2 separate regions of the Homo sapiens genome follow, and region 1 is linked to region 2. Evidence: chromatin contacts called from ENCODE Hi-C or POLR2A ChIA-PET data. All regions are on one chromosome and are shown on one strand. The core of a region is the stretch at or near the end of the contact, and the rest is flanking DNA. Distances in the headings are between cores, read along the strand shown. Region 1 has its middle 15 kb from the start of PHF19. Region 2 holds the start of MEGF9 (multiple EGF like domains 9).

What was found. Hi-C counts contacts between places; a loop is a spot of excess contacts on that map. ChIA-PET counts read pairs that join two places held with the same protein, here RNA polymerase II (POLR2A). Pooled maps may share reads with other maps.
Region 1: a map with no recorded cell type shows a loop between it and region 2 (12-fold over the local background). The contact joins the enhancer-like site here to the promoter of MEGF9 in region 2. A Hi-C loop is called at or near these places in 2 of 37 single-sample maps with no recorded cell type and 8 of 50 pooled maps. POLR2A ChIA-PET finds 5 or more read pairs at or near these places in 5 of 52 experiments (CD4-positive, alpha-beta T cell, CD8-positive, alpha-beta memory T cell, activated CD4-positive, alpha-beta T cell and 1 more).

What each region holds. Positions count from the first base shown.
Region 1 is chr9:120,890,216-120,894,351 of GRCh38, forward strand. It overlaps a transcript of PHF19 not described here. Among named protein-coding and RNA genes, the nearest start is that of PHF19, 15 kb to the left of the region's middle. RefSeq lists an enhancer at 2,406-2,625. Within about 2 kb of position 1,501, at least 10 of the 41 ENCODE cell types and tissues checked have a DNase peak (open chromatin) inside an H3K27ac peak, as active enhancers do; they include CD4-positive, alpha-beta T cell, where a contact is called at or near this core.
Region 2 is chr9:120,712,534-120,716,947 of GRCh38, forward strand. It overlaps MEGF9 (multiple EGF like domains 9), which reads right to left and starts at 1,937. Exons shown (of 6, transcript NM_001080497.3): 1 at 1,225-1,937. The coding sequence starts at 1,825. RefSeq lists a silencer at 1,625-2,474.

The DNA of each region.
Region 1 (4,136 bases), core at 251-2,750, 180 kb after region 2:
AGATGCTGTTGGACCCTGATTCAGGTTTTGTGAGCTGAGGCCTCACAAATGAGCCTGCTTTTTTTTTTTTTTTTTTTTTTCCTGTTAACGCTTTTGACGTTTTCATTTTAATATGTGAAACCTGGCTACTTGTCTCAGGGAGAGTTTATGGAAAAAAAGCTTCCAGCTGGCTTTGGGCAGCCCATAAAAATGTACTGAAATGTCTAACTTTGACCAGTTAGAAATTAGGAGCTGTTGGGGGATGCAGGCCGGTGACGCCACTCGCCCTGGTGAGGCCACTGAATTTCAGTAATTAGCTCTCTGGGCAGGAGGACTCGCTCCTAATTCCTTCCTGGTTCCGAGTCAAAGGATGAGGCCCTGAATCTGTTAAAGAGAAACCACAGCTTTCAGATAACAGACAAACATGTCTTTAACACACGCAATCTTTGATTCAAATGATTTCAAAGGGCATGGGGGAGGGAAGGGTTTTTGTGAGCTTTAACCGAAGCCGCTCATCAGAATGTCAGCTCTCCAAATCCTATCCTTCCCTCAGCTCAAGTCTGACCTCCTCCAGGAAGCCCTCCTTGGTAACCCCAGCCCATCACAGGTTTGTTCATCCACACGACTCCTTGCTTTAAAACTCTCCAGAGGGTCTGCCTAACTTCATGGTCAAGTTCAGTCTTCTTAGTTTGGCATACAAGGCCCTTTGTGATCTGACACCTTCTCACCTGTGTAGCCTCTTCTCCTACTCTCCACCCCCACCCTTTAACCCAGGTGCGACAAACAACCTTCACCCCTCTCCCCGGAATTTGGGCCTCAGAGCCTTGGACTGTGTTTTTGCCTTGATGGGGATTTTCCTTCCCCTTCGTCATGTGGCTGGATGGTCCTTATTCCCAAAACTCACCCCAAGCCTCTCCTGCAGGGGTGGGGAGAGATTGAGCCCCCAGGGCTGGGTTAGGTATCCCTGCTCATGCCCCAGAGCGCCTGGGTTTCTGCTCATCACAGTTAGTGTAAGGATCCATTTACTCATCTGCCTCTCCCGCCCTCTTCCCTTCTCTCCCCTCCTCTCCCCTCCTTTCCCCTTCTTCTCCTCTCCTTCCCTCCCCTCCCCTCTCTGAGGAACTTGGTCCAGCTACAGTCAATATCTAGAGAAGGTATTGGCCTAGAGAACCTTGCTCAATCTTAAGCCCGCACACCTGCCGTACTTTGGGATCACCCCGGGAACCTTAACATGCTGATGCCTGTGTTCTTATCTTCAGAGACTCTGGTTTGATTGGCCTGGATGTGGCCTAGGCATGGGGTGAAGAGTGTGGGTTGAAAAGCTCCCCGGGTGGTTCAAGGTGCAGCCCAGGTGGAGCGCCACCATAATTTACAGCACACGACTCAAGACCCACCCAGCCACTTAGAGGAGCTGCACTCCAGGCACCTCGGGGAGTATAACCTTGAACTCGGAACCCCACTATATTTGCCATATTTGTTGTGTTGAAAGAAAACTAGTCATCTGTTTATCTGAGTCAGTAGCATTGAGCAGCTGTATAGTCCCCCACAGGCCCCACCCAGTCTTCCGTGCTTGTTAGGAGAGACGGAAGCATCACAGTCACCTGGTAGAAGGATGCCTGTCTGAGCCCCACCCCAAATCCAAGGAGCCAGACCAGGGACCCTGTGCTATAAACAAGTCTCCTGGTGATCCTTCTGCACACAAATGTGCCAGGGCTCAAAACATCCTAAAACAGGCTGCAAACCCCTGACGCCTTGCAGAGCCAGGTAGGAAAGTTCAAAGCAAAGAAAGGCCTCCAGGGGACCATGCGGGGACTGGAAAACGACTGGCTCTAGCAAATTCTTGTCCTTTGGGAATGTGGGCCCCATGTTGTCAAGTCCCTCTTTTTTAAAAAGAGAATGCCAAAAATCTGAATTTTTAAAAAGGTGAAACTTGTTTAAAGCTGACAACTAATTCAAGCCATTTAAGTACACAGCTCAGACCAAACAAAACTTACCTGGGACCTGAATTTAGCATCTATTACCAATGTTTGCGGCAAACCCCACACGTGGATGAAGCTAGAGGGTGGTGTGCTTGCCTGGCCTTGTCTCGGCTCTCTCTTTTTTGAGCTGTTTTCCTGCTATGGGACTTGGGCCAGCACGGAGTAGGAGTGGGGAGGCGGTGGGGAGCGGGTACAGGAAACGGCCCCTGAGACTTGTGCCGTACGTGCAATTGGGAGGCTGTTTGGGGACATTGTTCCTCACGTTTAACAGTGTTCTCTTCATGCCAACTCTCTAAAAAAATACCTCTCAGGTCTCAGGGCCTAATAGAGTTTTGATTTGCCTCAGCAATGGTGTGCCAGTGTCTTATGGACACTGAATTGCGTGGGATCAAGTTTTAGCTGCTAGAAAGGTCAGAGGGCAATTTGTGGCCTGTCCCCATGGCATATAGGACCTCAAGGTCCACACTTGTATACCTGTCATTCCTGGGTGCTTCTGACCTTTCCAACTTCTGTTTTTCGTTTGATGCTTGTCACATGACCACTCCTGTAAAATTTTATGCTTGTATATCAAATAAAGAAGTTAAGTGCTTTCTGAAATAAGGCATGCTATAAATAAATAAGCCCATAAAAATAGTAAGTGCTGAAAAAAAGGGTTATTGAATACATGACTACTTGAATGATTCATTTTGTGGTTGCACACAGGGCCTTGCACAGAGCAGGTGTTCAGGAAATGAGGGCAGGATGGTAGAGTGGAAAGCAGCAGTTTAGAGATGGAAAGACAATAGCCCTGCCATTTCCTAGCGACTGGGACCTTAGCCAAGCTGACTAACCTCTCTTAGCCTCAGTTTCCTCGTCTGTACAATGGGGACAATCTCAGTGCCACCTTATCAGAGTTGCTGGGAGGATTGAGTAAGATGATGTAAAGTGCCTAGCATGTAACAGGCACTTAATAAGTGGCAGCTGTGATTATTTCAACACCAGAAATACCCTCATCTATGAATGTCATTGTTAAATGACTTAGTAAAGGCAGTAATGTGTGCAACATGAGTGAGGACGCTCTCCCTTTGCTCAAGCCAGCTAGAGTGTGACAGAGAAACCACATGGATTCACTGGGTCAATAAAATGGGGAGGCCTTCCAGAAGCTCTCGATTCCCTCAGCTCCTTGTCCCAGGTCTCTGCTCCCCTCCACACCAGGGCCCCTCTGATTATAGCAGTGATGGCAGGTGGCTCCCTGTCTGAGTGTGGCTGCCCCATCACTCCCCTCTCAGCATGCTTATGTGCTAAAGACCCTGTCCTGTCTGCCCCCGTCATCCAATCTCTAGCCCTAGCCCTGTACATTCCCTTTCTGGAAGCCTCTGGCAGTTTTCTGCAAGCTTCCCAGCCCTGACTGATCCCTCTCCTGGTCATCACTTAAGTGAGCAAATTCATCTTTGAACGGTTCCTTGACCTTTTGCTTGACAGATGCACGCATGCTTTAGAAAGCACACGTCATGCAGTGCACAGGAGGTGCACTCAGAGATGACTGAATGTAGTGTCTGGGGCTCACTCCCTCTGAGGGTTGGACACCAGGCAGACAGTCAGGAAAGCAACTCTCTAATACTGTTACGAGGGAGAAAATACATCATATAGATCCCTGCGATGGAAGGTGGTCTATGGTGAGTTGTAGGTTTCCCTAAGGGCCTAAAATTTATTCATAAGAGGCACTGTTGCATAGGGCAGTGGTTCTCAAAGTGTAGCTCCAGACCTGGAGCATCAGCCTAGACTGGGAGCTCTTATAAATGCAAAATCTCCAGCCTCACTCCAGAACTACTGACTCAAACCATGTGGGGCCCACCCAGCGCTCCCAGTTTTCACAAGCCCAGGGGTGATCCCATGTAGGGCCGGTTTTTGGACCACTGGAATGGTGGATTCATTTGGAACCTGTCACCTCATCTGTCAACAGGGACGACCCTAATCATGGCAGTGGCTTCTGGAAGGGCCACGAGATGAACGTGGGAAGCCTGCCTGGCACGTGGTTGGTGCTGAGCCACCGTCCCCTAAGACTGATCACCCACTACCTTTGGAGGGTCAGCTACCGCCTGGCGCTGTTCTCTGTCAGTCATGGAACCCAAGATAAGGGCTCCAGCAGAAAGGAGAAACAGGATGGAGGTCAGGGAAAGCTGATCTGAAACTTAGGCT
Region 2 (4,414 bases), core at 687-3,186:
CTAATGCATTCCTTGAAGCTGGAAGAGATGCACACTTGGCTTTTTATGGGTGAATAATCCTACTTATGTCATTGCCAAGCTCCAACCCAAGGATCAAGACTGTATTAAGGTTCATAACCATGTGGGAAAATTCTCTACACACTCAATTATAGTCCAAAGTCCATACCTGACTCCACAGTAAATCACTAAGCCTAAGATTTAGGTCAGAGACCCAGCTAGACAAAGGATTTGGACAAACCTCCACCCCAACTCAAAGCAAGACAATTCAGAAACTTTTGTCCAAACGTTCTGACAAAGTAGGCTTTTGTTTTGTTTTGTTTTAGTCCTAGGCCCACTTAAGATTTAAACGGGGAAAGAATACGAGTTGTCTTTAACTTTGCTTGAAGACTTCAGCAAGAAAAGCCTTTTCTACGTGGGCTCAAACAGAAATTGGCATATATCAGCATCAGCAAAGTTGAACATCCTGGCTTAAGGAGACAAAAATAGGCATCCTTGCTTAAATGGTGTATTTGGCCAAACATGTTGACCTTATAATTGTGGAAGAAAAAAATGGTGCGAGGAAGAGATTTAACCTAATTTGTAAATGTGCTCAGCCTAGATACACACCTGTCCCAAATGACCTACTGAATCCACTTATTTGCAGGGACAACATGGATTACAATGCCTTTTTTGTTTTTATTTTTTGCCCTCAAGTGGTCCATACTACTGTTTGTAAACAAAATCCTCTCACTACCTCTCTTCCACCTGTCATACACACACATCTGATATTTACATAAACAAGAAGAAATGAACAGGGAAACTGGAGCTTTGGGAGGAATTCCTTACCCTCAGCTTTTGACCCAGTGGTTGAAGGAGGTACTATGCGGGCTTTCAAACTTCCCCAAATAACCCAGGCAGAGAGGCTGGGTGCGCGAACCCAACCCAAAAGTTTGCGCCCATTCTGGTCTCTGAAAAAGGCCAGAAAGCCCTGTTGGGAAGAAGATGAGATGCCTTCCACCCAGCAGCCACCCCCTCCCGAGGGAGCACAGCCCACGGGGGACAAAAGACTTTCCAGATTGATCGGGGGCGGGAGGGAGACTAGCTGGACCTGGGATCCCCCCTCGGGAGCCGGAACCTGGGGTGTCTTTGGGGTAACAAACGATAAATTATAGGCAAGAGCCCAACCCTAGATTGCCGGGGCTGAGGTGAGGACGGGTCCTGCCCGAGAGGGAGCGCCGGACTCACCTGGAGGAGGCGAAGAGGGGGCCTCGGTGGCAGGTGGGGTGGGGAGGACGCTGCTGTTGCTGCTGCTGGGGAGATCGGGGGTCGGGGTCCGGGGAGTCGTGGGCGCCGGTACGGTGGTCGCTACAGGGGTGGTCGGCGCCGGGCCAGTGGTCGTCGAAAGGGTGGTCGGCGCGGGTCTGGTCGGCGCCTGAGAGGTGGTCGAAGTGCGTTCCGCCGCCGGAGGGGTGGTCGGCGAGGGGCCGAGCGGCGCCTGAAAGGTGGTGGAAGAGGGTCCAGCAGTCGCCCAAAGAGGGGTGGTCTCCGGGGACTGGGCTGGAGAAGTCGCAGCCAGGGGTCGGTGGACGGTGGCGCGCGGGGGCCCGGTCCTCGGGGCCTGGGCCGTGGGAGCCGTCGCCCTAGGGAAGGGGTGGCTGGGCTCGCCCCGCAACCCGGGGCCCGGCGACGCGTCCACCTGCCCCGCGGCCCCGCCGCCACCGGTGACATTCCCCGCCGAGGCGGCTGAGGCGACGGCGGCGGCGGCGGCGGCGGCGGCGCAGCACAACAGGGCGAGGCCGCCCAGGCTCGGCAGGCTCCTCATGGCGCGCTCGGCTCCGCCATTCATTCATTCAGCCAGTCGGTTGGTCAGTCATCTTCTCCTCGTTGCAATCCGACCAAGGAAGCCTCCGCAACCGCCGCCGCCACCGCCACCGGGCGCACCATCGCCACCTCCCTCTGACAGGCGGCCGGCCCCGCGGGCGGGCCCCAGCGCGGAGGGAGCGACCGGACCGAGCGCGGACCGCCCGCCCTCCTCGATTGGCAGCCGCGCCTAACCAATGGGAAGCCACAGTCGCCCACGTGATCCGCCCGCTTCCCGGCCTCTTTGTAGCCCCGTAGGCCAATCAGAGGACGTCCAGGAGAGGGGGCGGTCCGTGAGGCGGGAGAAGGGTGGTGCGAGCCCAGCTCTAGCCCGCCGGGCTCGCGGCGGCCCCGGCTTTGTCTGCCCAAAGAGTGGGGCGCGGGCCTCGGGCACCGGGCGCCGCGGAGCAGACAAAGGATGCGCCCCGCGCGGCAGACGCCGGGCCTAGTCATCTGCTCCACCGGGCTGCGAGCACGAGCGGGGGGTGGAATCAGCACTCGGGAGCATCCCCGCCCTCCTGAACAATGGGGCGCCAGCGCCGCACCCCAGCTCGGGCGGGGACCGCGCGGGAACCCCGCGATGGGAGAGGGCAGCGGCAGCGACGATGTAGAGCTTGGCATGCCCTCTGCTGCTCCAGAGAGCCTGGTCGCAGCCTTGCGAGGTCTCTGCCGCCATTCCCATTTCAGAGATGGGGAAGCTGAGGCCCTTGCTGAGGGCCTCCCTGAACCGAGACCCACGCCCTCACCAGAAACCTGCTGTGGGCCAGGTGTTGTGCCAGACTGGACAAGGGGGCGGGACCGGGCGGTGGAGACCCCTGAGGGCAGAAGGTGCAAGCTTCCTGCGTGGAGGAGACAGGCTCGCAAGCACACTTACCTAAACCCCGGGAAGAATAGGATCAGACAGGGTTGAACCTCAACTTGATGTCTTTTGCTGAATGGTTTTGTGGCCTGAGCGCGGTTTTTTCACCACTAAAATGGAGATGATAGGACACCCCTCACCCCCCACCCCCCTCACAGAGCTGTTGTGAGAATTAAGTCATGGACGTAAAGGGCTTAGCCCAGAGCCTGGCCCACTGTTGTAACCCTCATTAATGCTAACTATTCTCAGCATTTGCGCCAGGGCAAGCCCAGGATTAGAAAGCAGCCCCAGGCCACAGCCCTTCAGTGCCCCCAGAGCCTCCGGCTGGTTGCAGGGGTTGGGGTGGGGCTAATAGCCGAGCTTGACCCTGGATGACACTAAACCCTGAATCAAGCTGGAATTCGGGCACGCAGCCTCGCATCATCCGCCCAGGATCCAGAGCTAGGTCAGGCGCTGCTGCTTCGGCTCAGCAGCTTCCAGAGGAAGCCAGGCAGGGCGGGTTTGTCATCTGATGGGGCTTAATTCAAGCCCCACTGCTAACCCAATCCCGGCCTCCCCTACGTGATGTTTGGCTTTGTGCATGGTTTCCCATTAGTCATTGGTCTTCAACCAGACCAGCAGGATGAGATTTATGTGTGAACCCGTGTATGTTAATTAAAGCATGCATTTATTTTCCTGCATGAGTAGTGGGTGGGGGAGGCTGTGTATGAATGCATAAACATGTTTGTGAGTCTGTGTGTATGAGTGTTGTATGTATCTGTGTGAGTTTATGAGTATGGGAGCTAGTATCTATTTTCATATATTGTGTCTTAATAATCTGTGCATGTGTACTGGTGTGTGTTTTTGTGTATTTTCTGTGTTTTTGCATTTGTGGTTATCTATGGGTGTGTCTTGATAGGTCTATGTATATAAGACAGCGGGAATGAGGGAGAATGTGAGTGTTCTGTCTTCAGGACCAATATTTAGCAAGCACTAACCAAGGTTCTATTTTTACTTTGCTTTGGGAGGGTGGACAGGTCATGCCAGTCCCCCATATTCCCTTGCTGACCCTCCCTGGCCCTTCAAACCCCAACCAAAATGTCACATTCTCTAAAAGACATTCCTGGATTTGAGTGGGAATTAATCTCTCCCTTCTCATTTCCCCACCACCCCTTGTTTATGCATTGATTACAGCCCTGATCTACCAATCTACCTCTCCGTTGCCTCTTCCTAAAAGGATTAAGGATGGCTTTCAGAAATATATACAACAGGATAAATTGTATTGCCCACATGGCTTTATTACTTCTCATAGGCATGCATCAGCCTTAATACTAGAACTTGTTATTTATGTGTCTGTCTCTTACGTCAGATGTTCTCCCTGTTCTGAGAACCTAGCAGGGGCAACACATGTAAGTGCCAACCCATGCTGGTTAAATTGAATTAATTGAGGTCTTGTCGTGCTTGTGGGAGGAGCTTGTGTCTTTAGAGTCAGACAGACTTGGGTCATGACTGCCAACTCTGTGACCTTGGAGGAAACCTTTCACCTCTCTGAGCCTCAGTTTTCCCCCCCACTTTTTTTTTTTTGAGACAGTGTTTCACCCTTGTCGCCCAGGCTGGAGTGCAGTGGGGTGATCTTGGCTCACTGCAACCTCCGCCTCCCAGGTTCAATCGATTCTCCTGCCTCAGCCTCCCGAGTAGCCGGGATTACAGGCACTTGCCACCAGGCCCAGTTAATTC